Linked DNA regions of Mus musculus: all the other regions are linked to region 1. The links are chromatin loops, found by intact Hi-C in ENCODE. Cell type or tissue: heart. All regions are shown on one strand. Region 1 holds the start of Tex264 (testis expressed gene 264). Region 2 overlaps Hemk1 (HemK methyltransferase family member 1). Region 3 holds the start of Dcaf1 (DDB1 and CUL4 associated factor 1). Region 4 holds the start of Rad54l2 (RAD54 like 2 (S. cerevisiae)). Region 5 holds the start of Rbm15b (RNA binding motif protein 15B). Region 6 holds the start of Zmynd10 (zinc finger, MYND domain containing 10).

Region 1 (5,000 bases):
AGAAGTAAGGCAAATTTCCCCACACCCAATAGAGAAAGGCGAGGACAGGGGATGGGAAGGCTCACCGAAAAAGTCAGGCTCACTTTTAGCAACTCATAGCATCCAGTCCAGCAGGGCTCCAGTACTCCGGCGCTAGGGGGGCAGAAAGGAACAGTCATCCCAGCCCTAGACACAGGCAGTGAGCAAAGCAGGCCCTGAGTAACCCTGTTCCAGGGAAAGCCCACAGAACGGGGACCCGTCTACAAACGCGCCAACCCCACCCTCAGATCGCGCGGGGGGGGGGGGGGAGTCAGGCCAAGTCCAGCTTCACAACGTCATGCCTATGATCTTCACTGGGCCCGACTACCACACTTGGCGCCAACGCAACCCCTGCTGCTGACCTTGGGCAGCGTGTGCCCTCTCTTGGGCCTCAGTTTCCACTAATGTCAGAGGTGCAGGGTAGAGATGACTTCCTTGGCCCGCAAGCGTCGGAGTAGGGACTAGGCGCAGGCTTCCGGAGGCCGCTCACGTGCGCTCTGCGGAGGGCCGGGCCCTTAAAGGGACCTGCGCCGGCGAACTTGGGTGCTAGCAGCCGGGGGGCCTTGGGGTCGCCGCTTCGTGCTGTCGGCTTCCTGCCGCCCCGGCTCGCTTCACGGCCTCCTGCACCTCTGCAACTTCAGACACGCTAAAGTTTGGAGCGGCGACGCGACGCGCGGCCACAGGCAGCGCTGCTGAAAGGTGAGGGCCCCGCCCGTTCCCCTCTAGTCCCACGGACCCCGGACGTTCCCGCACCCAGCACCGAGGCAGGATCCGCGCCGAGAGGTCAGGACCGCCTCCCCGTCGCTTTCAGGCCCGGGAAGCAGGCTGGGCCAGCAGTGAGTCAGACGCGGGGCAGAGGGCGGCTCAGGCCGCGGGGAGCAGGCGGGAGGGGATGAGGGGGAGCCCCGGCAGACACCCCGTCGGGAACGCCTCGCCTCTGGCCCCGCCCTCACCTCAGCGGCGGCCCCACGGACGCGGACGGGCGCCGGAGGAAGATAGGGGCTCAGTCGTGGAGCCTGTGTGCGCTTGCCCCTCGCGCTCGCTCCGCCCCTTTCGCGGCGGGACGTGACCGTGGCTGTGGGCGCGTGCGCTCCAGATTTGGAGGGCGGAGGCCTGCCCCGCCCCGTCTCCTTGGTAACATGCACGCCTCCCCCGCCGCCTCCCCCCCCCCCAGCTGGGTTGGGCCCACAACACACATTCCTGCTTCCAATGAAGGGGAACTCCTGAAGGTGATCAAGCAACAACCAACCAATACCCCAAGGTATCCTGGCCGACAGGGAGGGAAGGGAAGGCGCAGGGGTGAAGGCGGGCTCCAAGCACCGGGAAAGTCAGCCTGTTTGCCTGCTCCAGAAGCCCAGGAAGCCAAAGCGGGACTGAATAGTGTTTGTGCATTTTAGAGAGGATCCGCACAGCAATGTCGGCCTCTTACTAACTGAACCAGTCTTACTCTCGCCACCTTCCCTCAGAACCTTCTCAAGTCTGGCCGCTTGCTCAGGTCTTAACAGCTGAGGAAGCTATGGATAAACAAAAGATGCTCTGAACAATCTCTGGAGAATGCAAATTTAAGTGTCTTCACTCAGCCACCCATCAGGGATTCTCTGAGCATAGGGACGACCATCCCTCCATCCAACCTTTATTATGGAAACACTGAGTGAACCAAATGAAAGCCTTGGCCTCCGGAAGTTCACTCCAGGGAACACCTCTTTTCAAAGCTTCTACTTCACAGCCCTGGCTGTGGTTGCTGGGAGTTTCTACTAAGTTAATATAACTTAGGTAACTCCCAAGTCAAGGGTAAGCTCCTTCAATACAGGTTCAATCTTGAGCTAGGATCTGATGACCTATGAATCTCAAAGCACTGTACTGAGGGCACCTCCTGAGACGCCCAGATCTATGCTGGAAGTGAGGAAGGCCACTATGCTTGTAAACTTGGCTGTTTATAAATCTTGATGCCAGACAGGCTGGGCCAAGGACTATATTAGTACTTCTGACAAGATTGCTTTATGGAAAGTTGATCACCCAAAGAGCATATAAGATGACTTTGGAAAAAGCCAGCAGCCATGGGGTAACATGTGATCTTGAATGTCATCCACAAGACAAATGTCCCAATGCTGTAGACAGGCTGGTAAGAAAAAGCAGCTAGCTACTCAAAAGTCTTCAAAGTAGAGAGGGCAGGAAAGTCATTATAGCTATTTTACCGTGAACATCAAACATGGTAATGATTGGCTGCTTCGGGCAGGTGGGCTGTACACTAGATAGGGTTCTTGAGACACGAAGGGCACATGGCCCAGGTTCAGAGCACATGTTAATTCTGTCTCTCTGAAACTCATTAGCCTGTGTCAGGAAATGACTGTCAGGAGACACTCTTTCTTCATCCTGCTGTCTTGGCTCACTTCCCTTAGCCTGGGTGGGAACTCTAGAACTCAGTATCAGAGTTGCAGGTATGCCTGAGGAATGTCAGCACTCTATTGTAGGAGAGCCTGCAACTGGGAATCAGCCCACCAGACTTCATCTCCCAGTGCTTCCAACAATGCCGGCTATCAAGTGACCACCAGGGGGCAACAGACTCCTTGGCAAGGCCCTTTGTACACTCCTACCAGGTCTGAGACCGGCTCACCTTACATTCCCAGACCTCTCTCAATAGCACAGACCCCACTTAGTGTAAGCCCAGACTTAACCTTCCTCTTTCCCAGTAATCACCAACTGAGGTGCTTTAGTTCTGTGTAGACTGCCAGAGGGTATGTCCCCGGGGCGGCTCCTCTTAAACTTGCGGGGTTAGAGGGAACTGTCCATTTCCTCCCCTCCTCCCATTCCAAACCCTGTTAGAGCCCCACCCCCAACTCTGCCCGAGAATATCCACTCGGTGTAAAGTGCTCCCACAACTCCCATCCCCACAGTCCGTATGACTGAAACTGGTTTAATCCAGCCATCCAGCCTTGAATGGGCTGCCCCACAGCTGAGGACTTAACGGGCTTCAACAACTCAAAGTCAGCTTCATTGTTCTACCAAGAGCAGGACAAGGTACTCAACCCTCTTAGTGAGCAGAGACAGGAGAAGCCCAATGACTGACCCTGCCAACAGACCCTGCTCAGAGCCTGTCCCACCCCACCTCGTGTGCTGTCCAAGAGCCATTATTCTGTTAGGTTCCTTTCATTAGTACCCAGCTAAGTCTCTGTCCAGAAAATTTCTTGACCAAACATCTTGAGTTTAAACTTTATTTTACAAAAAGAGAAATAAAGAAAACTGATAGGCAGTTATACTGACTTACAATTGTTCTGTTTGCTTTTTTTTTTTAAAAAAGTGACATGAAACACAAGTAAAAATAAATACGTCATAGAAACAGCCAGTCGCCCAGTCCCTGGAGCAGACGTGTCTGCCCTGCTGAGAGAGGAGGGAAGCCCATGATCACACCAGCAGCTGGACCACCCAGCCACAGATGGTCCTCTAAGCCAGGCACAGGTCCTGGGCCTCAGGGGCATCCTGAGGAAAGAAGACAGAAAACTAAAGCCAGGTACCAGAGCCTTGGGGCAGCCTCATCTCCCTCCCCCTCCCCCCCAACTCCTCTGGCAGCAGTGTGGCCTTAGTGGTTATCTGTTGCAACCCCTTCAACCCACCTGGACCCTCTCTCTGATCCCTCTGAAGAGGGTACAAGGAAAAAAATCTGTTTCGGGCAGGCCTGAAGGAATCTTCTGGTGAGTCCCCAGCCTGCCCTGAGTTACAACCAGATAACAGTCATTTTACACCACAGTGCACATGAGCACACACATGCAAACACATACACACATTCACTCAAACACAGCTGGGCTGAGCTCTCTTCCAGGGAGGGTCCTGGGTTCAGGTCACAGTATGAGGTCCTCTCTTGTCTGAATATCATCCTAGTAGTGGTAGTAGAGAGTGCCCAAACCTCCCTCAGCCCTCTACATTGTAGATTACTATGCAGCCTGCCTGGCTCTCTCTCCCCAGCACACTAGATGACTATAGCAAACAGACTCATGGCAGGGGAAAGGCGCAGACTTGGGTCCCTGAAAAGCAAAGAGGGTGGACACTGCCTGCGTATTAGTTCATCATCATAGGACTCACGTATTCATAAACGGCTTAAAGCCAAGCTAGTGGCACAGAACAGACGTTGAGGGATTACACCGATTTGGATACACAGGGGCAGAAGGGTCTGAAGGTGAGCAGTGGGCAGGTCAGCACTTGGCAGATTGGCCGTTTAAGGTGCTGATTTCCTGGGAACTAGTCAGCAGTGGAGCCAGAAAGTCATCCTCGGGGAAGGGGACTTCTCCCAGCAGTAATACTGGGAAAGAGCAACCTAGCTGAGAGTGCACAGAAAACCATGGTTCAGACCTGGGCATGTGGAAAGCAAAGGGAAGTGGGAAACAAAAGGTCTGTGTAGGAACAAGGAATGTAACGCCCCAGAAAAACCTTCCCCTGTAGACAAGGACTCAGTTCCAGAGCCATGGATGTCACACCTAAAGATACTGACTGCCTGCGACTTGCAGTCCCACCTCTATGGTTGATCTTCTGTTTCAACTAATCAGCAAAACAGACCCCAGCTCCTTGCTTCACGCTCCCAGAGTGGGAAACTTCAGTTTTAGTTGTAAGTTATAAATATATGATCCACACATTAATTCCTACAAGAGTTCCAGACAAAATCTTTAAGCCAGGAATACAGATACTTAAGTAGCGTTACTCAAGGGGTAAGGACTAAAGAGATAAGCCATTAAGAAGGCTCTGACCTAATGTGGTTCACTTACTTTCTTCAATAGCTACCCCATCCCTCCCAGAGGGGACACAGCAGACCTAAGGTAGCAAGTATCTGCATCATTTAGTAGTGTTAAAGAGAACAGGGATTTAGAATACACCAGAGTGACTGGGCTTCTTGAGACCCTTAAAACATTCCATGAAAGACATGGTCTCACTGTATACATAGCCCAAAATGGTCTTCCTGCTTCAGTTTCTTGAGGGCTAGGATTACAAGCATA
Region 2 (5,000 bases), 650 kb after region 1:
TCATGCTCTCAGGTGAGAGCTGTGGTGTCTCTCTTGGTGGGAGGCAAGCTCTCCCTCTGACTAGTGCATGAGATTTCTCTGGACATTCCTACTTCTTTGGGGTCCCGTTTCAATAGTCTGATGGAATGAGGGACACATCTGTCTCTTCAGAACATCTTCATTTCTGTCAGACCAGTTGCATCTCTATAACCCAAGGATCTCTAACCTGCATGAAGATTTAGGACTGGGTTTGCCTCTCTTGTCACATTAAATCATGAGAAGATCTTGGGGTTGGCCCATCAGCCAGGTCTAGGGGAGCAAATAGCACCAGGTCACCCAAGCCTGCTTTCCTTTGAAAGCTGAGTCCCCAAAAAAGCATTCGGCCTTCTAGGGCCCGAATCTCGGTGGCGATGTTCATTCACACCAAAGGAAACAAGTCCCAGGCAGAGAGAAGCTGAAGAGCTGGACCAGCCCTCCCTGTGTCAGGTCCCTTTGGTACTAAAGAGCTACTGCCATGGGAGAGAAAACTTGGTTCAGTCCTGTGCCGGGAGTGGAGAACACTTGGGTGTGTGCAGCAAGCTGGGCTTATGATCAGCGAAGAACTTGTAATCTAGGGCTGTGACTGAGAGGCTGTGGGACAGGCAGCAGGCTGAAAGGCAGAAAAATGACAGCCTGTGTTAGGGGTGTAAGTTTCTACGGGTTTCCTGGCCACAAATGGCCCACTCTGGCTGGAGGATGACCCCTCAGCCAGCCCACGCTGGCTAGCCACCTCACAGAGGCATCCCTGACCTCAGACACACACACACACACCATCTATGTAAATGGCCAGCTGGGGCAGGGTGTGAGGCTGACAGACGGTGGCTTCTTTCTTTCCTTTTACCACAGACCATGGAAAGCTCACTTCATTGGAGGCCCATCTGGTGACTGTGTGGGAACTAGCTATGTTGAGACCACATCCAGGAAGTCTAGAAAGTTCTTTCTTATGCAGTGAAGACCTTTCCTCTACCTAAAGCTGTTGGCTCTGAGCCAAGCTAGCCACAGACCCAGGTCATCTGTTCCAGCTGAATCCAGCAAGAATTCAAAACATGGTATGACAGAAGAGAAATATAGGACAGAGACAGGGAATGGGCAGTTGGTGGCTTTCCCTGGGGCCACTGCTCCAAATGGGACTGCACAGTTCCTACAGAGGTGGCCCTGCGGTCTCAGCAGGATACAAGGGCATGCACACCCTGTGTTAGGATCCTATCCCTGCTGGGCTGACTCCCTAAAACAGTTACAGCACTGAGCCTCTCCCAGGCCACACAGTCACACAGCACCAGATGGAGATGGAATGGCTCCCACCCGGACCTCGGGCTTCCCACTGTATATATCACCACACCGGAGGCCTCACCACCCTCTCACCTCCTAGGGAAAACCAAACTCATCAGGCCGCAAGCCACTTGCAATTCTGCACTTCAGACTTTCACACCCATCATCAAAAACCGCCCTTTGATGGACAGAGACTCCAGACTCTGTGACCCCACTCCCCTGAGTCCCTTCTCTCCACTCCCTACCACAGGCCACGTCCTCTTGATTTCTTAGTAAAGCACTCCCGTCTGATGTGGCTTCCCCTGGGGGCAAACCTGATGAGTTCTCAGAAATGTCTGTACAGTGAGGCAGACCTGGCCTCCCAGCCAACCACAGCATCCTCACTCCCCCCTACTCCGGCAGCAAAGCTGCCTTCCTGGCCCAGGCCCACTTCAAGTGGGTGGGTCACACAGGAGCTGAAAGCCCACACCCCACACTCAGATACCAGGTCAGCTCCAAGGGATGCAAAGGCCACCATGATAGCTGTCCCATGATAGCTGTCCCATGATAGCTGTCCCTCTATGTTCTGAACCTTAACAGTATCCGAGGATGGCAAGTGATCTCCTGACCATGGTCACATATTTGGAAGAAGCTACCGGGCAATCTCCTAAAAGCCTGAAGATGACAGGCCACATCATGCTTAGAGTATCTGTCCCTGGCCTAGGTCATGCCAGTTCTAAATAGGATAGAGTCAGAAAGTTCAGGAGCTGCCTGTGGGTCCCCTTCCTTGACAACCCTGTGACTTCTCCCAGTCCTGCCACACGGTAAGGGGGTAAACCAGGGGATCAACAGATTTGGCTTTTTGGTTTTGTTTTTTTAATGTGTATATAGTATCTTTCCTGTATGTATGTGCATGCAGTACCTAGAAAGGCCAAAGAGGGCATTGGATCCTATGGGACTGTAGTTAGAAATGGTCGTAAACCACTGTGTGGGTTCTGAGAATTGAACCTGGGTCCTTTGGTAGAGAAGTCAGTGCTCTTAAGCACTAAGCCATCTCTTCAGACAGATCAGAGGGTTCACGATCAAGGGATGGAGATTAAAAGGATGAAACGCAGGCAGCTCAAAGGCCACACCCAGTAAAGGTGGAAGGGGACAGACTTTTCCCACGAATGTTTATGAGCCAGGATATCTTTCCAGAAATCAATCTTTTTCAGAGTCTAGTGCCCTCTGATTTTTCTCAGCATCCCCTCATGCAACCCCACTTTACCCCAGAGTCTACTTTCCAGCTTTCAGCTCTGCCATCAACAAAGTCAGGGGAAATCCAAGAAAAACAGAAAAACATCTCTCAAAGATCAGGGTGTGTCCCCAAGGGGCAGCACGCATGGGCCACACAACCACCAGTTCTAGTCATCTGAGGGACTGACACAAGCAATCACCTGACCAGACCACCAAGTCACAGACAGCAAGGCCTGACAGTCCATCATCTGAGTCCAGAGTAGACAGCAATCACCTGTAAGTCCACACTGCTCATGCCAGGCCTCCAGCAGAGCCCCTCCTATTTCCTCCATGCCCTCTAAGTTGCTGAAGGCCACTTATTTCCCATGGGTTGAGTCTGCCATGGGCCCATAGGATAGCTTCTAATGAACACAGTAAGTTGAGCACTACTTGAACCATTCTCTGTCACTTCTGGTCACTGAGGCTGGGGCAGAGGTTTGGAATTTAAAGAGAGTCAAAGGGAGGGGGCAAGAAGGATCCTCAATCATGGCTCAGTCAACCTAGCCAGCAAGACTTATGTGTGAAAGGTGCTGTGAATGGCAGCCATGGGGCCCGAGCGCCCCCTGGAGGAAGTCTGGAGCAAGACGGGTGCCTTGAACCTTTTTCTCATCTTCATCCTGTCTTAGTGAGATACTCACTTCTGTCTCTGGCCGAGGGATGAACACTGGGGGTACCATCTTCAGACTGAGCCCCTGAAAGTCCCACTCCCCAAGGATATACTGCACCGGCATCCTGCAGGAGGAGTATCCAGGGAGTCATCAGGACCAGGACCAGGATGAATAAGGCCAGAGCTCAACTGAGGACTAATGTAGCTAAGGCTATTCAGCAGGGTCCTGACTGCAGTACCCTAGGACAAACAGACTAGCCTTTCCCTTCTTTCAATTTACAACACCAGTCCCTCTCCTCCTACCTCCTTACCCCAACAGATCCCTCTCGACCTCAGACACTTTACTCCTCCCTGGCCATAATTTGGTGGAACCGGTGAAAGATGGATCTCTGTAGAGTCCTCGGATCGGTCCATGGGTGCTTACCTCTGTAATCTACGGCCACATAGCTCCTGGATGCATTCCAATTGTTGAGGGGTCAGTGGCTTGGTCCAAAGTGCTGGTTTCAGGCTCTGAAACTGTTCCCATGGAGAATGTGAGTGGCTGGCTCCCTTGGTCTAGGGACACACACCCAGGTTTGTGTGGACAATGTCTGTCAACTCAACACTAGCCACTTAATCATCCCGGAACACACAGTACCTGGAACACACTGCAGTAGTTTGTTGGATGAATGAATACATGTCTGCCTGAAACATTTGTTCAGCAAAATCCCACCCGACTCAATTAAGCAGCCCGATTGAGGCAAAAATTAAAACCAAACAAAATAAAAACAAATAAAACAACCCCCCTTTCACTATCTATTCCCCAGAGAGTTCCCTCCTCCCTCTCCCTGTCCTCCCTAACATTACACTTAACTGTTTTGGCTCCGAGGACATGAGCCACGATGTACTCACTGGATTCCCGGGCCTCTGGGATACCTCTTTCCTCAAAGACCCGTGTCCAGTGATTAACCATCCCTGTGGCACTCAACGGCCCAGTCAGGGATGAATAAGTCTTCCATGAGTTGAAGGCCCAGCCCTGGAGGACTCCCCTCCTTCCTCGGGGAACAGATAGAAGGGTCCAAAGTATTTGTCCCCAGAGCTTCATTCTTGGAGAAAGGCTTCCAAGTGCCTGAGTCTCTCTTGTGCTATCTGCACTGAGGTAGGGGCTCAGGGTGATCCCTGGGCTGGGCTGGGTGAAGAATCAGTCATGGGTTCCAGTTCTCTGTTTTGTTTCTCAGATGTTTCTGCTACCCTAAAGAAGGATGTGGAAAAAGACTCAAAATGTGCCAGGAAAGGGTGTGCTTTTTAGTCTGTCGCCTCCTGGACTATATTCATATCCCCAGCCAGCTATCTGACTCCTTCTTGTCTTGGCCAGTAACGTTTTGTTATTTTTAGCATAGGTAGGTTGAACTGGCAGGGCTCTGTCCTGTTAAGAGTCAAGGTGTAGGTTTGGGAGTAGGTTAGACCTATGTCAGACCCCAGTGTGAGTGAGTGCAGTTGAGCCGTTGTTTCTGACTTCCAGTTTGCTCCTAATGTGGGAGAAATAAATAACACTAGCTTTCTGGAGAGTGGTGCCTTGACCAACGACTATCAGGGGCCTGGAAGACCCTTGGGACTCACTAACAGATGGCAGGAGACTGCCGTGCTTGGGAGCTTGGCTTGTGACATTCCTTATTGTTTAGAAGCTGAAACGTTGCCTCTATTTTAACCCATAATGAACAATGTTACGCTTAAGTTAGCATAAACAAGTTATCTGAAAACATAAAATCTGTGGTCCCCTCTACTTCCAAACTAAGTAAGGTCCAAACTAAGATTTGCGAGAACCTGCTAACTGCCACATCCTCTCAGACAGGGCTCCAGAAGAGGAAAGCAA
Region 3 (5,000 bases), 130 kb after region 1:
TGTGGTTGCTGAGATTTGAACTCAGGACCTTTGGAAGAGCAGTCAGTGCTCTTACCCACTGAGCCATCTCGCCAGCCCCAGATTTTTTTCTTTATAAATAACAGGCACACTTGTGACAGGGATAGGTAGATTATGTCTAGGATTGTTACCCTTGATTCTGGGGCTGGAGCTGGGGTGCCTCTTGTCCTTTTATTGTCTTTTTTTTTTTTTTTTTTTGGTTTTTCGAGACAGGGTTTCTCTGTTTAGCTCTGGCTGTCCTGGAACTCACTTTGTAGACCAGGCTGGCCTTGAACTCAGAAATCTGCCTGCCTCTGCCTCCCGTTTTATTGTCTTAAAACACTGTCTCTGTTCATACATGTGTGCATGGCAGTACAGGCTAGCCCTTCACTTTTTAAAATGACTTTTTAAAATTTTATGTGCACTGGTGTTCTGCCTGCACGTGCGTATGTGAGGATCCCCTGGAACAGGAATTACACTTATAAAATGCCATGTGGGTGCTGGGAATTGAACTTTGGTCCTCTGGAAGAATATCTAGTACTCTTAAGCACTGAGCCATCTCTCCAGCACCTCCCCCCCCAACCCTTTATTTTCAAAACTATCTCTTTTTTTTTGTTTTGTTTTCTGTTTTTGAGACAGGGTTTCTCCGTGCAACAGTCCTAGCTGTCCTGAACTCACTCTGTAGACCAGGATGGCCTAGAACTCAGAGATCTGCCTGCCCCGAGTGCTGGAAAAGGCATGCCCCACCAACGTCCTGTTCCTCTTGTCCTTTCTGATTCTGGGGAGCTTAGTAAGCACGATTCCTCCCATTTCTGGCAGGGATTACTTTCCCAGTTGTCCCAGCAGGGAGAGAGGCACGAGTAGAGCACAGTAGGACAAAGCCCTCAGATATTCTACCAAAGAAGCCAAAACAAACAATCCAGGACAAAATGCTCCTTTTAAAGATTCAGATCCAATGTGCCAGAATCAAGCTAGGTGCGCAGGCCTGGGTTATCTGTGGTTTTGTGTTTCTGTGTGCTTAGGCGTGAAAGTTGGCTCTAAACACGGGTGCCTAATACATACACACACACACACACACACACTTTTCTATCTAGCCATGTGGGTAATACCCCTCCTGTGAAATAGCCAATGATTGAATCTGGAATATGTAGCTAGGGACGCCTGGGTGCTGCTCTTTCTTTCCAGAATGGGAGTCTGGAGTGCTTGGCCGCATGTGGCTGTGGTTTTACACAGTGTTCAGAGTGAGGGAGAGAGGGCTGCAAAAGTTCTAGGGTGGAGATTATTTTTGGAGACAAGGTCTCATGTGTCTCACGTTTGCCTCAAAGTTGGTGTGTTAGCCAAGGATGATCTTGAATTTTTGATCCTCACCTCTCCACTCATGTGCTGGGACTGGCGGCTTGCACTGCCATGTCCAGCTCTTTCTTTTCTTCTCTTCTCTTCTCTTCTCTTCTCTTCTCTTCTCTTCTCTTCTCTTCTCTTTTCTTTTCTTTCTCTCTCTCTCTCTTTCTTTTTGGTTTTTTTGAGACACGGTTTCTCTGTGCAGCCCTGGCTGTCCTGGAACTCACTCTGTAGATCAGGCTGGCCTCGAACTCAGAAATCCGCCTGCCTCTGCCTCCCAAGTGCTGGGATTAAAGGCGTGCGCCACCACTGCCTGGCTGATTTTTTTTTTTTTTCAACATAGGGTTTTTTTTGAGTGGCCCTGGGTGTCCTGGAATTCTCTCTATAGACCAGGTTGGCCTCAAACTCTAGAGATTTTCCTGACTCTGCCTCCTGAGTGCTGGGTTTAAAGGTGTGCGTCACTGTTGCCTGGCATGGTAGATATTCTTGAGGGAGTTGCTTCTAGACAGGCCCTGTATTTCTGCTTTTCTACTACAATCCCATTTGATGCCCCTTAAGACCTCCAATCCAGTACCCCCACACTGGGTTCCTAAAGTGGGGTAGTGCCATCTGGTGACAGAATGAGGTAGCAACTCCTGCTTTGATGAACTGGGCTTTGGGTCCTCACAAGGGCTCTTGCATCTAGACCACAGGAAGAGGTAAGGTATCCAAGGGATTGAGGATACCTGGAGGAGCCATCCCTCTACATTTTGGGCTTATAGCCCAAGAAGATATGGCAGGAAAGCTGCCTGAAATAGTATTTTAGGTGTTGTGAACTCTCTTTTTTAAGATAAAAATGTAGCTGGTCACAGTGGTACACGCCTTTATTTGCAGCACTTGGAATGCAGAGGCAGGGGAATGTCTGTGATTTCAGTGCCAGAGCTGGTCTACACAGGGGAGTACGGGACAGCTGGAGCTGGATATCGAGGCTCTGTCTTGAAAAAAAAATTAAAGATTTATTTATGTATACAAGTGTTGTACTTGCATTTATGTAGGTGCACTCCATGCATGTATGATGCCCAGAGGCCAGAAGAGGGCGTCTGATCCCCTGGAACTGAATTTCCAGGTGGTTGTGAAACCATTTGGGTACTGGGAATCAAATCCTGGTCCTCTGAAGAGCAGCCAATGCTCTTTCATGTTAGGCTCTCTCCAGCCCCCAAATCTGTATCTTTTTTTGTCTGTCTGTCTGTTTTGAGGCATTATCTATCTAAATGTAGCTCTGGCTATCCTGGAACTCAATGTGTACACCAGGCTGGCCTCTAACTCAGAGATCCACCTGCCTCTGCCTCACATGTGCTGGGATTAAAGGCATGTGACACCATGCCCAGCGAAACTCTTCATTCAACATTACTACTTTTGATTTCTCCTCCATAAAGTTGGCTAGCCTTATCTGCCCTGGTGTTGAGAATAATGAGTGTAATTAAAACATTTGATTTAGGGATGGAGAGGTGGCTGAGCAGGTAAGAGCACTGACTGCTCTTCCAGAGGTCCTGAGTTCAATTCCCAGCAACCACATAGTGGCTCACAACCATCTGTAATGGGATCTGATGCTCTCTCCTGGTGTGTCTGAAGAGAGTGACAGGCTACTCACATAAAATAAATAAATCTTAAAAAAAAAACCATTTGATTCAAGTCTGCTATAGAGTCTAAATAAATAATGGTCATTATAGCTCAAGAGACAAGATTTCAGATGCACAGGAGAAAGCTGTGTTGTAGCAAGAGCGTGATTACAAGTTATATGCCTGTAGCACTGCTATTCACCCTCTAGAATTTGTATTTCAAGCAGCTGTTACTCCAAGCACATAATTGAGTGAGGAAGGAACGAAGTGCTCAGGTGGGTGGGGGTAGGGTGGTAGTGGATTTAAGCCCTAAGATACTGGCTGCTGCTTTTCTCTTTCTTTCTTTCTTTCTTTCTTTCTTTCTTTCTTTCTTTCTTTCTTTCTTTCTTGCTTGCTTGCTTGCTTGCTTGCTTGCTTGCTTGCTTGCTTGCTTGCTTGCTTGCTTGCTTTTCTTTCTTTTCTTTCTTTGTCTCTTCTTCTTCCCCTTCCTCTTCCTGCTTTTTTTTTTTTTTTTTCCAGAGGGAAATCTCTGTAGCCCTGGCTGTCCTGGAACTCACTCTGTAGACCAGGCTGGTCTTGAACTCAGAGATCCGCCTGCCTCTGTTTCCCAAGTGCTGGGATTAAAGGCATGCGCCACTGCCACTACCACTCTTCTGATACAGGCTTAGTAACAGCCGTAGAATCTGATCATGACAAGAGGTCCACAGTGTCTTATAATTTCCACAAGAACGTATTGGCTGTAATCGCTCTATGGAAACGCACAGAACTCGCTCAGAATGCCAAGAACAATAGTGAGTTGCATGAATCCTGACGTCTGGGTAGGTTTTGTCAAGATTCTGCTCAATTGTGGAGTTATCGTAATCTTCCATGTTATCACACAGAATCGCTGGGTCAAAACCAGATCCTTCCGATGCAGCTTCCCTTTGGTTTGTGAAGTTAGGCAAGTCATTTACTGTGGGTTTCATTTTCCTTAACTCTAAAATTGATAAATTGAATTAGATGGCCTCCGTGATTAGTTGTTTTCACCAAAGGGCTTTCATTTTTCTGCCTCACATATAATACATGGTAACTGATGTTTTTTGATTCCTGTCGAATATGTTTTTAACAGAAAGACAAAGGAAAACCGACGAATTTCTAACGAGTACAGTTGTTTCTGAATACATTTGTGTGAAATGCATTCTTTGACCCTGGCATCCTTCCGAGCCTGATGTGGCAGTGTCCTACTGAGCCCTTAGATGACACAGGGTAGAATTAAGTAAATTCGGGCAGCCCGGGCTTTTAGAAAGATCTATTCCTTCCTTTACTTTTCACTTCCGCCTTAAAGAAAACTACGAATCCCAGAAGTCAATGCGCTGAGGTGGTGCTTAATGGTAGGTCTAGCGCCATCATCCCTCCCCCGCCCTTAAACGCGGAAACTTCATTTCCCAGGAGCGCTTTGATGTCCCTCGGCTCCTCCCCCTTCCCCGCTCCGGAGCCTCGCGCCAACGTTACACACCCGCGCGCGCTGAGTGCGCGCGCGACCAGTACGTAGCCTGCGAGTGACGCATAATATGTGGGCCGCTCAGGAGCCGTGGTCGCGCTGTGTGTGTGTATATGTGTGTGTGTGAGTGAGTGAGGGAGAGTGAGTGCGGGACCAGAGGCAGTGTGTGAGAACCGTGGCCGCTGGAGGGGTCGGGGGGAGAAGCGGCGGAGCCGCTCGCGAAGGTGAGCGGGGTTAGGAAGGGGCCGGCTCTCTGGCAGGGGCACGAGGAGAGCGAGCGCGCGGCCCGCTGGGCGGGAGAGTGGGCGCCGCGCTGGGGGGAGGGGCGGCACCTGCTTCGGCTGCGGGCGGCGAGGGGCTGGGCGAGCCCACCGAGGCGGCTGGGCCCGGGGCCTGACGAGGCTCTCCTTCCGAGCCCGGGCCCGGGCCCGGGGGCGGGGCCTCCGGCTCCTTCCTCCCGTCCTGTAAAGAAGCCTCTTTAGAGTAACTCTTCCGCCGGGGTGTGGAGGGCAGGGGATGCTCGCCTCTACCTAAAGGAGGTGCTCTTTGAATCTCTCTCTTCCACTCCAAGTCTCTGTCCCTCACGG
Region 4 (5,000 bases), 100 kb after region 1:
ATAATGGTAATAAAATCTTTTTTTTTTTTTTGAGACAGGATTTCTCTATGTAACAAACAGCCCTGGCTGTTCTGGAACTCACTTTGTAGACTAGGGGGGCCTCAAATTCACAGAGATTGTGGGGCAGTGGTAGCGCAAGCCTTTAATTCCAGCACTTGGGAGGCAGAGTCAGGTGGATTTCTGAGTTCAAGGCCAGCCTGGTCTACAGAGTGAGTTCCAGGACAGCCAGGGCTACACAGAGAAACCCTGTGTACCACCATGGCCTGGCAATTAATAATTTAAGAAATTATTCTTAAATTTAAGGGAAAAAACCCCTAGAATTAGAACTAGCAGTACAGGACTGGAGAGATGGCTCACCGGTGAAGAGCACTGACTGCTCTTCCAGTGGTCCTGAGTTCAATTCCCAGCAGCCACATGGTGGCTCACAACCATCATAATACCCTCTTTTTGTGTGTCTGAAGACAGCTACAGTGTACTCATATAAATAAATTAAATAAATCTTTAAAAAGAAGAAGGAGGAGGAGGAGGAGGAGAACAACAACAACAACAACAACTATCAGTACAGGCACACAAAGAACTACTTATTTCACTTCTCACTTGACAATACTAGCTTGCAACTAGGTAATAAATACATCCTATACACTCAAGATAAATTCAGATGGTGCACTGATCCTGATATGGCTTTGTTCATATAGCTTTCCCTTTAATATATATAAAGAACCAACTTCTGCCTGCAAAGTGCATGCAGAGCTCTGGTGTGTGGCTATAAGAATCAGAGCTGGAGTTTACACACTGCCTCTAGAACAGAATCACTCAACACAATTAATATTTGTAGTGAAGATAAAATCCTGTGAGAGCAAGGATGCTGAGATGATAACGACAAAGATTTAGCAGATTCAATGTAATCACTTCATGGCAGTAAGAGATAATGAAACTTCATGAATTTAGGGGTCTAAAGAGCTTTGAGCAGCAGAAATTATAAAGATTTTTTTTCACATCCTCCTCTATAGTTACATATATTAAAATATACCAAAAAAAAAAAAGTTAGTGAAGCCTTTTACATTAGTTTGGGCTTAGAAGAATTGTACTGAAAGCTCCAAGAATTACAACATACTATGGGGTCTAGGTTTGTGGATCATTACAAACAATAGCCACAGTGCTAAAAACAAAATATGAGTCACAATTCAAAAAAGAGGGCAAAGGGGGAAAAAATGAACAGAGAAAAGCTTTAAAGTCAAATACCATTAAGAAATTTGTTACTTAAATGACTGCCGGCGACAGCCACCACACTGACTTTGGAGTAAGAAGGAAAGGTCCACACTGTCCTCTCCTCTAGAACAAATTCATTAAGCCCCCCCAAATACCCATTCCAGCTTCAAAGTCCAGGCATCAACAGTCAGCCACATCCGCCAGCAAGAGCAGTAATCTAACAGATCTGAGTCACACACTCCCCCGCAGTAAGAGGTCATTCTCTAGCAGGAAGCCCACTCTGCAAAGTGCTCTTGTTCTACTCCCAGACAGCCACCATGACCCACATAAAGCCAATTCTTCGACCCCAGAAGCTGCCGGCCATCTTCTCCCTCCCTCCCCAGCTCGCATCGGCCTTTTCCTAACCCAATGCAGCTAACACTACTCCTGTGACAAGTTTCCTACCTGAGAACCACTCTTAACTCGGATACATCTTAGCCGTGAAGGATCCATCTAGCTCCTAGCTCAACTCTTTTGTGCCCAACTAAGCTCGTGCCTTTCCAGGAACTACTCACCAATTACCTCAGAGAAGCTAAACTCTCCATGCCTCTTCTCCCCAAACCCGACTCAGCCTAACAAATTCTCAGACGGCCCGAGGGAGTTCAGAGACCCACACCTATGTCCACTAGGGACCAAGCCACAGGGGTCCCTAAAATTCGAACCACAATCCCTCTCCCTCAAACCACGGCACGGTTTGCCGGTGTTATAATATAACATCAGGAGCGCATAGCCACTGTAGTTCAGTCTCGGTAATTACGACTGCCTTCCTTGACAACGAAATCCCAAAATATCAAGCCACTGAAGTCCCGGGTGGATGCCAAGACCCCCTCCAAGCCTACAGTCACTGGAGTTTCCCAGGTCGGACGCAGCTCCCCCCAAGGCCCAAGCCGCCAGGAGTAGCTTGCTACCCCAGGCTGCTGCACGCCGGGGACTCTGGCCGCGTCCCCATTGTTGCGGGTCCCAGCGGCCCCGGCAGGGAGTAAGGGGACCGCAGGGGCTCTCACCTCCCGTGCCACGGATCCGGGCCGCACCGGACCGGGCTGGGCCGTAGGACCTCGCGTTCTGCCGCACCCTCTTGGACAGTGTCTGCGGCGGCGGGAGCCGGAGAAGCGGCTGAGGCGGGAAGCAGCCAGCCAGGCCCGGGCGCCGCAGGCTGGCTCTGGCCGAGGGTCGGTCTTCTCCGGCGGCGGCGCTCTCAGCCTCCGCTCGCGGTCCGCGCCAGAAAGCTTCCCCCTCCCGGCCCTCTCACCCGGCCACCCGGGCGGGAACACAAGCCACCCGCAGCAAAGTTCCGCTGTGAGTCCTGTTGTTCTTTCCCAGGGAAAGACACTAAACGGCGATTCTTGGGTGAGTAAGGTGTATTTACTACAGAGGACCTTTTCATGAATAAGTGAGACTAAAAAAATAAAATAAGAAATAAAACAAAATCGAAAACAAAAACAATCCCATGCTAGAACCTGCCTGGAACTGGTAGAGCCAACTGAATGGATTTTACTAACTACCAAAAACACACACTTATCAGTACAAATGAGCCTGAGCTCCTACACTTCTCAATTTGGTATTACGTCAAAACATACCGGGAACGAGATAGTGCGGATATGAGGTGTAAATTCGTTGAGGGTGCTGTCAAAAGTCAATGCTACTACAGCTGTAGCTTCCAACAAAAGTTGTTCTTCCTTGAATTGATGCATGCCATTGTAATTCTCGGTCTTCCTCCCTTCCTCCCTACCTGTCCGTGGTTCCTGTTGACTGCAGCTGTCTCCAGAAAACTAGCAGAGGCGACGGCCGAGTTGGGAGGGGGGAGTACTGCGGAGGGGGGATCGCACTCAAACGTAGGTTTCTCCCTGAAGTTGGAGATTGTTATGCTCCACTTTCTTATGAGCTGTATTGTTGTCTCTTTCCACTACATTACCTTGGCTCTCCACCCGCAACCCCCACCACCGCCAAAGTGAATATGAGCGAAAGATGAAAATATTGGGTATGTGGGTCTGGTTTTTTTTTTTTTTAAGTTTTTTTTGTTTGTTAGGTTCATTATTGGTTTTTGTTGTTGTTGTTTTGGTTTTTCGAGACAGGGTTTCTCAGAAATCCACCTGCCTCTACCTCTCAAGTTCTTGAATTAAAGGCATGTGGCACCAGTCCAGTTATTAGAACCATCTCTCAAATTACAAAAGTTTAAATATGTACAGATAATAGCCCTATAAATGACCAGAGGGACAAAAATGAGACCAGAGACTCTAAAGGAGCCTTACTTATTATCTCTCTTCACATAAGTGAGCTTATATGAAGAACTTATTTCTCTTTCATAACTGAGCTTGGAGTAACAGGAGCCAACAATGGCTCCCCGCCCTCCCCCACCGCCGTCCCGTTCCCCCCTCCCTCCCCGTGATAGAAGTTTCTTCTATTCTTTCCTCTCAGGAAGCCACTGTTCTGAAACATATAGATGGCTATTGATGGCTCTTCATTCAAATAAACTTAAAAGAGCTGGGCAGTGGTGGCGCACGCCTTTAATCCCAGCACTTGGGAGGCAGAGGCAGGTGGATTTCTGAGTTTGAGGCCAGCCTGGTCTACAGAGTGAGTTCCAGGACAGCCAGGGCTACATAGAGAAACCCTGTCTCAAAAAACCAACTCCCCCCCCCCAAAAGAGCTGGTCTTCCTTGCTAATAGTCAAGTGGATCTATTTTTGAAAGTTTTCTTTGTTTTCCTCGTGAAATTAAAAACGGATTAGGCTTTTTGGAAATTCAAATTGAACCTAGAAGGCAACAGTAGGAGAAGCCCTAATTTAAGGCTAGCCATTGAGAGAGAGAGAGAGAGAGAGAGAGAGAGAGAGAGAGAGAAAGGCATAAAAAGAGAGGGGAGAGGGCAGGAATGAGGAGAGGGGAGGGGGAGAGGAACGGGGAGGGTAGAGAGGAGAGAAGAAGGCAGGGGAGGGGTCGAGGGGAGGGGAGAGAGAGGGAAGGGAGAAAGAGTTAGAGAGGAAGGGAGGGAAGGAGAGGAAAGGAGGAAGACAGGAGACTGGAGGGGAATGTGGTATCTGCCAGAGGTGTCAGGCACTGCCAATACAATACGCCTGCCGGAGAAGGCAGGGCAAAGTCCAGGAGTCCACAACCAGACCAGAAGGGGAAAATAGGATCTGGGACAAATGCAGTGGTTCCCAGTCTCCTCTCTCTGAGTACCAGTGCACTGCCAGTGTTCTACCTGGAGAGAAAGTCAAGAACTGGGGTCCTTGCCGACGCTTCCCCTCAGGGCATCTGCACACCGGTCAGGAAGGGGAAAGTGGAACCAGAGATTCACTCAAGAGCAAGTGCGCAGTACTGGAGGGGCAGGAGAAAAAAAAAAAAAAAAAAGGCCTTCAGGAGTCTTAATGTCACAGCTCATTTAGGCAAAGGCCTTCCCTGAAACGATCTCTAATGAAGCAGATTTCTGAGACCATCCTTGCTTGTTTGTATTGCTTAACTGGGGATGAGTGTAGATGCATACACCTTATCTGGGTGAACCAGGGATTATATACTTTTGGGGGAAGGGGCGTGAGAACATCCAGGAGGGGAAGGTCACTGGCTGAAGGCTAAGGCTATCCAGATATCTCATCAGCAAGGAGTACTCCAGGTGCTAAGCTAAGTGGCTGAGTGCCCGCGGTCCTCTCAGATGGTGGTCTCACGAGCAGTCAGTGGAGGTTGGGAGTGGGCAGCTCCACTCTTACCATCTCAGACGTCTGAGATACTCAGGCTTTGAGCACACCCTGCTTCACAAGTCCT
Region 5 (5,000 bases), 200 kb after region 1:
GGCTATGCTCCGGTCCCCATCACCCCCCCAGCGCTCACCACTCCGGCTGCGAACTGAGCGGCTATAGCCCTCCAGGCTGTTTCTGCGGTCTGAACTTTTACTGAGGCTGGTCCAGTCCCCTTCCAAAAAGGTCCGGTCTCGGTCTGAATACAGAAGGTGTGGAGGGGTCCTATCCCGCACCCTAAGGTCAGCATCCAAGTTCCGATGCCGGGTATATCCGTCAGTGAGCAGCTCATAGTGCACAGGGAGAGGTGAGGGCTGGTACTGCTGGGGATAGCGAGTCTCCTCGGCTTTGGCAAAATCCACCCGGAGCCTGCGATCTGGACCACCCAAGGGGAAGCCCCTCATTTTAGCACAGGCAGCCTGGGCTGCGTCCAGGCTCTCGTACTGGATGTAGGCAAAGCTGTCTCCTTTGACGTGATCGATGGTCCGAATGCTCCCGAAGCGATCGAATTCCCTGGCCAGGGCCGCCAGCGAGGTGTTAGGTCCGAGACCACCCACCCAGAGGCGGGTGGTGGGGTTAGCCTTGCCGTAGCCTATCTTTATGGGGTTTCTGCCAATCACCCGGCCAGACATAGCCACCTTCGCCCTGTGTGCCATGTCCAGATTCTGAAACTTGAGGAAGGCATAGGCACCACCCTGGCCGCGGGCAGGCCTCTTGATGACCACCTCCTCGATGATGCCGTACTTCTCGAAGGCCCGTCGAAGCTCCACCTCAGAAACACTGTGGTCCAGGTTGCCGATGAAGAGGTTTCGAGTGGCTCTCTGATCATCCTCCGGCATCAGGTCCTCCTCGCACACGGCCTGGTAGCCGTACGGGCGGCCGCGGTCGTCGTACAGCCCGTAATAGTCCAGGGCTCGCTCTCGAGACAGTCCCACGGCCGCCGCGGCAGCAGCATCCAGGGCGAAGGCTGCGGCGGCGTGCCGCGCGCGGGGCTCCCGCAGGGGCGGGGCGGCTACCGGAGACAGCGAGCGCTGCTTGTACTGGTAGCCACCGTGCAGGGGCAGATAGCCCAGGGGGTCGGCGGGCGCGGGAGGCCCGGGGGGCGGCGTGGAGGCGGCGGCGCTGCTGCTGCTACTGCGCCGGCTGCTCCCGCCGCCGCGCAGGTACACCGGCTCCACCTTGAGCGGGCGATCGTAGAGCAGCAGCTGCCGGGCCAAGGCGTGCTGGCGAGCCTCCCGCGCGTCCTGTGGGTGCCGGAAGTTCACGTAGGCCACGCGGCCCAGCTCCGGGGTGTGTGACAGGCGCAGGCTGATCTCCCCGAACCGCTTGAACTGGTGGAAGAGCCGGTCCTCCAAGTGCTCGGCCGGCAGCGCGGGGCTCAGGCTGCTGATGAGGAGCGTCTTGTACTCCGGAGCCGCGGTGGAGCCCGGACCCGCGGGTTCCGCCCCGGGGGGCGGCGGGGGCGGCGGGAGTGGAGATGCGCGGGGCGACGCGCCGCCAGCACCCGGGTCCCCGGAGGCCTTGCCGGTGCGTCCCCCGCCTCCGGGCGCGCCCGAGGAGCGCCCGCCGCTCGCCCGGTGATTCGCATCCCCGGCAGCGCGCCCGTCGCGATGCCCGCCGCCTCCGCCGCTGCCGCGGGGCTTGTCGCGAGCCCGCGCCGGGACCGGGTGCTTGGTACCGCCGGAGGCCTTGTGCGCTGCCCGCCGCCCGCCCGCCTCTGCCTCTCGTTCGCGCTCCCGCGGCCGCTTGGCGGACGATGACGAGCCACGCCCGCTCGGGCTGGAGTCTCGCTCGCTCTGCCGCTTCATCGCGCCGGTTCGGCGGGCGGGCGGGCGGCCCGCGGGTCCCTCAGAGCGGCGGCGGCGGCGGCCCAGGAGGCAGCGCCCCCGGCGCCGCCATCTTGGACAAAAGGACTCGGCGCGGCGGCGGCGGCGGGGCGGGGCGGGAGCGGCGCCGAGGGGCCCGGCGCTGCGTTATCAAGCTGCGCCGGCCGCGACACGTGACCGCGGTGGGCGGGCCGAGAGTTTCGCTCGCTGCCTATCACGGAGCTCCGTGGCCCCGCACCACGTGACATCTTGGCAACCAGAGGAAGCGGCCTGTCTTGCGAGCTTTGGCGCCGCCGCGTGGCTGCCGGAGCCCAGGCACCCGGCTCCTGGGTCGCGCGCAGATTCCCTCTCGAGCTCGGCAGGCCGCGGCTGCGCTTTCGCTTTGTGCTCCAGGGCTTGCTTGCTACTCCGGGTCCGCCTATCTTTTTCCGCCTCGGGGCCACGCCCACCGGAGCAGGTGTGGCCGCTTGGCCCGAAGCCAAGTGTTGCGCGTCCCACTCCAACCTGCCACTAGATTGAAGAAACTCTATTTCCTTCCATGGAGTTTTCTGATTAGGACCAGAGTTGGCCCCCTTGAAAATAGACACACAAGGATGCCTACACCCTGCCTAGGACCCACATCCAGGCATCTTATGCATTCGAATTCTTCAGGCACTGTCCTGATAGACACAGGTGAGACCTCCCCGGGGTCCAGGTACAGAAACTAGAATGCGTTTGCAACCTACAGACAGGCATCTTGGTGCCACTGGGTCCAAATTTCTGCTGTAGGTGTCTGGGCGGACAGGAGGCTGGGAAGGTGGGGCTGCTGAGCCAAGGGTAAAGAGCAGGTAATGCCATTATCACTTCTTGCCAAGTTGACAGACTGCTGGCCAGTGTTCTGACCACATCCAGGAGATGAGGTGAAGTACCGGCAAGAGTACTCAAAGGCCCCTAGGGCTTATGCTCTCCACAGACGGTTGCTGGATCATTGATGCATCTGTAGGATGTCGAAGAACGCACCCAGCTCTTCCCTCCTCCCATAAGCAGAAAGCAACCAGCAGGAGGAGAAAGTGCAGGAGGAACTTGGAAGAAACAGCAGAGGGCTTCATGTAAGGCCCTGCGAATGCAAAGTGAATTTGGGGACCACACAAGAAGATAGCTAAGACGAGCCTTTTGGAAAACATAACTTCTTAGCAGTTGCTCCTTTCTCATTATCTCTGGAGGCAGCAGGAGCAAAGTTTCCCCACTGAGGCACAGTTCACAAGTGCCAGCAAAGGGAGCAACTGAAAACCACAGTGCACACAACTCCCTCAGGCCTTCCACTACAACCAGCTCACACTGCTTCTTTGTAAACCGATTCCTGCCAACTTTGCCAAAAATATAGGTAAGCAAGGGTCCTTGTTCTGATGCTAGACTGGAACCCCGATGAATGAATAGTTTAAGTACCAGGCGGGGTAAAGATACGCTATGGTCTGACCACCTGTACTCAGCTCACAGTTCTCCTTCTGCATAGGCTGAGCCAAATGTAAATGTCCTTTAGACTTAACAGCAGCTCAAGAACCTTCAGCCCCTGCTACTGGACTGGATGGGGGTGGGGGTCAGGGGTCAAGTCTAACCTCACCAGGCTGAAGTATCAGACACCCAGAAGCCCAAACCCACAAGACATTGGCTGCCCAAGCTCTTAAGTCCTGTTATGGGAGTTTCAGGCCCTCAGCACTGGCAGGCTGAGGGATCTTTTCAGACTGGAAAGATAAACCAGTAATCTATAGGACAGAATACTGTGCCAGCTCAACTCTCCAAAGACAATTTTTTTTAATAAAAAAATCCCAGACAAACTTTGAAGTCCTAGAGTAAACCAGCAAAGAAGGAAGTAAATTGTCCCCACTTGGGGATGGGGAAATTGTCCCCACTCGGGGATGGGCAAGAGGGAACTGCAGAGCCAGCATCACTAGGAAAGCTCTAGGTTCACATCTCATTGTCAGGAGCCCGCTTAAAAAATAAATTACAAAATGGTTATTTGGGGAAGAGACAGATAAACTGCTTTTTCCCCTTCAGGTGCAGCAGGAATTGGGCAGACTACAGATCAGTCCGTGCGCTGGCTGCCTTGGGGGCGTATTTAGGCATCAGTTCATTTATCTTCCGGATATAGTCAGACTTTTCTGCACAGCCTTTGCACATCTCCCCCCAGTCGTCCAGGATCTTCTTCAGCTCTTTCACCCGGAGCTTCTTCAGGTCCACTGTGCTCAGGTCAATCTGCTTGTCTGCAGGGAGAGCAGGAGAGTAAATGGCTGGGCAGGAGAGGCTGCAGGCCCAACTGTGCTGCACGTCAAACCATCCTTAGGATGTCCAGCCCTACGTGCGGCCGGGAAGACAAATGCACACTGCGCCCAAGATTGAGATGACAGTCTTCACCAGGAAGGCCACCTCAGGCTGTCAGTAGCCACCATAAGACACACAGTGCAGACAGCCTATGTGGTTTAGAGAAGGAACATAGCTCCAGTTCCCCGAGGGCTTCCTACATGCCAGCACAAAGGACAGCTCCAGGCTGAGCAGAGCAGACACACCCCTAGCCTCCCCAAGAGGCACCAGAGTCAGACACTTACTCCATAACCCACGTGACCCAAACAAACCGACACCAGAACCAACCAGGATACCAAATCAAATTCACACAAGTACAAAATTCCCGAACATTAGTGCAGTAAACACTGGCATCGTTTAAACTTTATAGGAGAGGCCTAGCTCTTCTCGAGACTAGGATTCTGTGCAACCAGATGGGCTCTGCCATGGTGATGCTGTAACTGTCACGCCTGGGGTTTAGAGCCATGACTGTTGAACTCAAGTTCCCACCACATCACTTCTCTGCTCAAAAACTTCTAAAGCTCCCAAGTTTTTAGACTAAAAGCCAAATTTCCCCCCAAGGCTCTGTCCAACTTGACCTCTACGTACTCCACCACTATCTATAATCTCTATCTGCACTGCTCTATCAGATGGCCTCTGGGTCAACCCTCATCCTTCAAAGTATGTTAAGTCACCCTTTGACCTCCACCTATGTTCGATGCGCAAGTCTGTTCCCTGCAGCACAGAGAATCATCCTTTATGCTACAAACCCGCTTTTGATGACTCTTCTGGCTAGAAAGTTAAGTCCAGAAAGGGTATGCAGAGATGGTAGAAGGCACAGGGTCCGAGTCACACTCACCGTATTTTAGTTCACAGATCTGGCTGTCTTTCTTCTTCAGCTTCTCACAGATCTT
Region 6 (5,000 bases), 860 kb after region 1:
GACGCTCAGGCTAAGACTTGTGCCCTGGAACCCATCGTTAAAAAGCTGGCCGGCTACTTGACCACGCTGGAGGTCTGCAGCAAGATGGGGCCAGGGTGGGTGGGTGGGTGCGTCCGTGGTGGGCACAGGTGGGGAGAGAGTTCCTGTGTCTTGAATCCCCAGCCTCCAGCAGCTAGCTCCATGTTGCTGCAGCAGGGAGCCTGAGGTGTGGTCACTCACTGTGCTGTCTGTGTCTTCCCCAGCTTGAGAGCAGCTTTGTATCCAACGAGGAGAGCAAGCAGAAGCTGGTGCCCATCATGACCATCCTGCTGGAAGAGCTGAATGCCTCCGGCCGCTGCACTCTGCCCATTGGTACGGCCGCCTCTGCCAGGACGGCAGATGAACAAGGGAAGGTTGGGGAAGTAGCAGGACACAGCCACTGGCAGAGGCAAAGATTCTTGAATAAGCTGGTGGGCAGGAAATAGCCATGGGTTGACACAGTGACATCTGAGGGTCCAGGGAACAATGGGGCTGGGGTTGGGGGAGCAGCCAGCAGAGCTCTTCAGCTCTTCTTCTTGTCATCCCCCTCTCTGGACCTCAGCTTCTCACTCCATAAAAGAGGACTAATGGGGCCAGGCGAGGTGGCGCACGCCTTTAAACCCAGCACTCGGGAGGCAGAGGCAGGCCGATTTCTGAGTTCGAGGCCAGCCTGGTCTACAGAGTAAGTTCCAGGCCAGCCAGGGCTACACAGAGAAACCCTGTCTTGAAAAACAAACAACAACAACAACAACAAAAGGACTAATGACCCTCCCGAGATCCACCTCAGTTAGTGCTAGGAGATTTTAGATAGTAATTGAGGGCTCCCTGGGAAAGATGACGCTGAGGATGTGGGTGGGGTCCCCTGCAGATGAATCCAACACCATCCACTTGAAGGTGATCGAGCAGCGGCCAGACCCTCCTGTTGCGCAGGAGTATGATGTGCCCGTCTTTACAAAGGACAAGGAGGATTTCTTCAGCTCACAGTGGGACCTTACCACACAGCAGGTATGCTAGCCCTCTCTTAGGAGATGCCCACCTTGGGCTATCCACAACTTTCGCCTTGGTGACCCTTGCTGACCCTGCCTTGCCCGGTACAGATCCTGCCCTACATTGACGGGTTTCGCCATGTCCAGAAGATCTCCGCTGAGGCAGACGTGGAACTCAACCTGGTGCGCATCGCCATTCAGAACCTGCTGTGAGTGAAGATCCGGTTAATGCCTGTTACGGAGCCGTGCCCGAGGAGACCTAAAGGATGCTCAGTATGAGGGAGGGTAGGCTCGCCGCCTAGAAGCTAAGCAGAGCTCTTTCTCACTAGGTACTATGGTGTTGTGACACTGGTATCCATCCTCCAGGTAGGTGAGTCTGGGATGCAGTTAAGTAAAATGTGACCCGTATGGCTGAGCCAGATCAAGCCAGACTCCCAAGGACATCCCTCAGGCCCTTGTGACCCCTGCTGTGTTCTAGTACTCCAATGTGTATTGCCCAACACCAAAAGTCCAGGATCTGGTGGATGACAAGTCCCTGCAGGAGGCATGTCTGTCCTACGTCACCAAGCAAGGTAATGGCAGTCCCTGGCGGGAGACTAATCCGGGAAGGACAGGACCATGTCGGACTAACCCTGGCACCCGCAGGACACAAAAGGGCCAGTCTCCGAGATGTGTTCCAGCTATACTGCAGCCTGAGCCCTGGTACCACTGTGCGAGACCTCATTGGCCGCCACCCCCAGCAGTTACAACACGTTGATGAAAGGTCAGACGGGCACTCTCGGGCATGGCGGGTTGGACTGTCTTGGGTCTCTCTGGAAGAGCCTTGAGTCAAATAAGAAGCAGGGGATTCCCTGAGGGTAGAAGTATGAAGCCTGCTTGTCCAGGCAGAGGGTGTGCTTGGAGGTCTCTCTAGCCCATAACGTACCACAGGGCTAGCGTGTCCGGGATATCACCTCTCTCCCCCACAATCGCTCAGGAAGCTGATCCAGTTTGGGCTGATGAAGAACCTTATCCGGAGACTACAGAAATATCCAGTCCGAGTGTCTCGGGAGGAGCGGAGCCACCCTGCCAGGCTTTACACGGGCTGTCACAGCTATGATGAGATCTGCTGCAAGACAGGTGGAGGCAGGCAGGGCAGGCTGGGTGAGGTGAGGGCTGAGTGGCCATGCCAGGGCAGCTGACCTTGCCTTGCTCACACCTCCTCCCCACCCCCCTGCCCCAGGCATGAGCTACCATGAGCTGGACGAGCGACTAGAAAATGACCCCAACATCATCATCTGCTGGAAGTGAGGCTGGCTAGCTGGAACATGTTACTATGGCTACTTGCCCCTACTAAGGCCTCCTTGGTCCACTGGAGCTAGACAAGTATGGTTGTACATATGGTCTGGAGGGTGAGACTCGGTTTTGTAAATAAAGTTATGTGTTTCATCCTGTGGAATATTGAGTACTGCTTCAGCCAACAACTAAAGACCAGTGAATGTGAAAGCCATGCCAACTGGCCTGGGCTGGCTGGAGCGCCATCTAGTGGGCAAAAATGTCAAACAGGCTGAAGGTTTTTGTTTGTTGATTGGTTGGTTTGTTTTGGGTTTTGAGGGATGAAGGAGGTTGATTTTTCTGAGACAAAGTCTCACTATGTAACTCTGGCTGTCCTGGGATTCACTACGTAGCCCAGGCTGGCCTACTCAGTCAGGGAGCTGACTACCTCTGCCTCTGAGTGCTGGGATTAAAGGTGGGCGCTGGAATGCCTGGCCACACTTAGATTTTTAACTTTTTGTTTGTTTGTTTTTTTATTTTTATTTTTTGGCGGTCAGTACGAGGTGGAGCTAAGACGGGCTGTTATAAAGCACAGAGTGGCCTGGAACTTCCTGATTTGAACTTCTGATTCTCCTGCCTTGGTCTCCTGAGTTAGTTAATTAGGATTATAGATTTATGTTCCCACACCCCACGTATGCAGTCCTGGGGACTGAAGCCAAGGCTCTGTGCATGCTAGACAGGCAAGTTCTCAGCTATGAGCACTGCTCTGGCCTATAAACCGAAAGAACTAGAATCAGGTAAGATGGATATAATATATTGGGACAGGAGCAAAAATTGCTCTGTATTAGATGGCCAAGGAGGATCTGAGTGACTGAGCCTTGAAGGAGTAAGACTATTCCAGAAGAAATAAGGCAAGGGCCCAAACATGGTGGCGCATGCTTGTGATGCTAACACTAAGGAGGCTGACACAAGTGAATTAGTTCAAAGACAGCTTGGACTATACAGAGTTAAAGCCAGCCTGGCTGACATAGTCAAACCCTGTCTCAGAAAGCCTGTAGGAGGAACTCAGGGAAAGCTCATGAGGTTGGGACGTGGAAAACAAGCACGGTGGTGCACGCCTCAATCCACAACACTGGGGAAGCCGACCAAGAAGAAGGAAAGCTTAAACCAGCCCTGGCTCTATAGCGAGCTCCGTGTCGGTCTTGGCTATATAATGAGAATCCATCTCAAAGAGAGGATGGGGTTCTGGGGAGATGGCTCACACACAAACGTTTTTAAAATAAAAGAGAATGGGACAAAAAAAATGAAGCACGTGGGTAGGAGAGAGGGCGGGAGGAAGGTTCTTCCTGGTAAGCCGCTGTGGTCTGGTATTTTGGGAGCCAGCGCCATTCTGGAGGGAGGTATGTTAGGTGCACATCATTAGGACTCCTGGCTGCGGGCCTGAGCCTGGTAACGCATGCCTTAATTTCAGCACTAGAAAGACAGAGCACACAGAGGCCAGTGGAACCCTTTGATTTGAAGGCCAGCTCGGTATAAATAGGAAGTTCCACGCCAGCCTATGTCATAAAAACGAAAAACTGAAAGACTCAGCTGCTGAGACCGCGGTAGCTACCCTATTGAGGGGCTAAGACAGTGCAGCTGCAGGAGTTGCACACTCACAGCTGTGCAAGCCCTGGGGAGGTGTGGCGAGTGGGTCTGGCATCTGGGGCTGCTTATTGGCGGTGAGGTAGGCGTGGCAAGAGCGGTATCGAGACAAAACTACGCAGGCGCCAAGCTCCCTCGTTTCCATGGCGACGACGACTCAAGCGCTTCAACGGCTTGGCAACTGCCCTGTCCCAAGACTTTGGTCCTACCGCTGGACTCTGTAGTCCTAAGTGTTTCAGTTTTCCCTATTCGGGTTGCTTCCCAAAACCAAAGGAATCTTAGCCCCTGGCATGGGTGACCTGGAACTGCTGCTGCCTGGGGAGGCTGAGGTGCTGGTGCGGGGCCTGCGCAGCTTCCAGCTTCGGGAGATGGGCTCTGAAGGGTGAGGCAGCCGCCACAGGTGGAGTCACTGGTCTTTTAGTGGAGGAGCTTGGAACTGACATTGGAGAAGGGGTTGCCAGTGTGGAGGGGCCTCCAGGTGGGTAGGCAAAGCTCTCTGAGATAGAAGCGTATGGCCCCCGTGCCCCTCTGGCCCCAGGACAGGATCATGGTAGTCTTCAGTAGGATCCAACCCCACCCTCACTCCCGTTGCACATCTGGTCACCCAATGTACATACATCCCTTCGGGGGCAGGTGGAATAAGCAGCATGAGAGCCTGGAGAAGCTGAACATGCAAGCCATCCTTGATGCAACTATCAGCCAGGCTGAGCCCATCCAGGAACTGCTAATCAACCATGGGAAGGTACGTCCAGGTCCCAGGCAGGATTCCTGCCTTCTATTGTACCTCTTGGGGACACTAGGCAGCACCTGTTCTTCCTTCAGGCCTGGTACACCTAAGTGGGAAAGAAAAATATGTTTGTTTTATTTTGAGATAAGGTGTTGATCTGTAGCCCAGATGGCCATTAGCCTAACTGTGTCTGCCTCCCAAGTGCCGGGGCTGCAGGCATGCCTCGCTGTACCTGGCTGGCTACATTTCCTATTGTACCCTCAGTGGATGCGAGAGTGGATGGAGCCATGGATCCTAGGCTCCAGGGGGAGTGCTCAAGTGCTGACATGAGCCTGAATTGACTGTAAGGCCAAAGAGATCCTCTCTAAGGA

Evidence for each region. Peaks named below come from ENCODE experiments on the same cell type or tissue, not always from the same donor. Only the 100,000 strongest peaks of a DNase experiment are listed, where the experiment ranks them.
Region 2: it touches region 1 in a loop (4-fold over the local background); 2 of 42 quality-filtered maps call a loop at or near these places.
Region 3: it touches region 1 in a loop (6-fold over the local background); 33 of 42 quality-filtered maps call a loop at or near these places.
Region 4: a loop joins it to region 1, with 3 times the contacts of the local background. A loop is called at or near these places in 4 of 42 quality-filtered maps.
Region 5: it touches region 1 in a loop (5-fold over the local background); 26 of 42 quality-filtered maps call a loop at or near these places.
Region 6: it touches region 1 in a loop (3-fold over the local background); 2 of 42 quality-filtered maps call a loop at or near these places.

Annotation. Positions count from the first base shown.
Region 1 is chr9:106,684,864-106,689,863 of GRCm38, forward strand. Tex264 (testis expressed gene 264) reads right to left here and starts at 1,089. Exons shown (of 6, transcript NM_001081654.2): 1 at 972-1,089; 2 at 66-132. Rad54l2 (RAD54 like 2 (S. cerevisiae)) reads right to left here. Exons shown (of 22, transcript NM_030730.2): 22 at 3,217-5,000. In heart, a CTCF peak has its summit at 2,571 (motif pointing right); DNase peaks (open chromatin) are centred at 468, 1,028 and 2,608; H3K4me3 peaks cover 1,587 bases; H3K27ac peaks cover 1,268 bases.
Region 2 is chr9:107,333,000-107,337,999 of GRCm38, forward strand. It overlaps Hemk1 (HemK methyltransferase family member 1), which reads right to left. Exons shown (of 11, transcript NM_133984.2): 2 at 4,002-4,379; 3 at 3,573-3,664; 4 at 3,180-3,273. The coding sequence starts at 4,232. Among named protein-coding and RNA genes, the nearest start is that of Hemk1, 2.8 kb to the right of the region's middle. In heart, a CTCF peak has its summit at 2,207; a DNase peak (open chromatin) is centred at 3,142; H3K4me3 peaks cover 447 bases; H3K27ac peaks cover 522 bases.
Region 3 is chr9:106,817,455-106,822,454 of GRCm38, forward strand. Dcaf1 (DDB1 and CUL4 associated factor 1) reads left to right here and starts at 4,470. Exons shown (of 24, transcript NM_001373930.1): 1 at 4,470-4,637. In heart, CTCF peaks have their summits at 1,947 (motif pointing left) and 4,314; a DNase peak (open chromatin) is centred at 4,357; H3K4me3 peaks cover 1,439 bases; H3K27ac peaks cover 1,361 bases.
Region 4 is chr9:106,786,728-106,791,727 of GRCm38, forward strand. It overlaps Rad54l2 (RAD54 like 2 (S. cerevisiae)), which reads right to left and starts at 2,486. Exons shown (of 22, transcript NM_030730.2): 1 at 2,253-2,486. In heart, a CTCF peak has its summit at 2,437; a DNase peak (open chromatin) is centred at 2,464; H3K4me3 peaks cover 2,177 bases; H3K27ac peaks cover 1,836 bases; H3K27me3 peaks cover 448 bases.
Region 5 is chr9:106,885,216-106,890,215 of GRCm38, forward strand. Rbm15b (RNA binding motif protein 15B) reads right to left here and starts at 1,860. Exons shown (of 1, transcript NM_175402.5): 1 at 1-1,860. The coding sequence starts at 1,752. It overlaps Manf (mesencephalic astrocyte-derived neurotrophic factor), which reads right to left. Exons shown (of 4, transcript NM_029103.4): 3 at 4,946-5,000; 4 at 3,538-4,010. The coding sequence ends at 3,826. In heart, a CTCF peak has its summit at 2,074; DNase peaks (open chromatin) are centred at 836, 916 and 2,066; H3K4me3 peaks cover 3,162 bases; H3K27ac peaks cover 2,521 bases.
Region 6 is chr9:107,543,265-107,548,264 of GRCm38, forward strand. Nprl2 (NPR2 like, GATOR1 complex subunit) reads left to right here. Exons shown (of 11, transcript NM_018879.2): 3 at 1-72; 4 at 243-351; 5 at 887-1,023; 6 at 1,116-1,213; 7 at 1,334-1,370; 8 at 1,483-1,576; 9 at 1,650-1,767; 10 at 1,981-2,123; 11 at 2,227-2,442. The coding sequence ends at 2,294. Zmynd10 (zinc finger, MYND domain containing 10) reads left to right here and starts at 4,040. Exons shown (of 12, transcript NM_053253.4): 1 at 4,040-4,284; 2 at 4,536-4,644. The coding sequence starts at 4,193. Gm34106 (predicted gene, 34106) reads right to left here. Exons shown (of 2, transcript NR_168657.1): 2 at 4,304-4,735. In heart, CTCF peaks have their summits at 2,535 (motif pointing left) and 2,740; DNase peaks (open chromatin) are centred at 1,707, 2,147, 2,537, 4,017 and 3 weaker places; H3K4me3 peaks cover 993 bases; H3K27ac peaks cover 119 bases; H3K27me3 peaks cover 283 bases.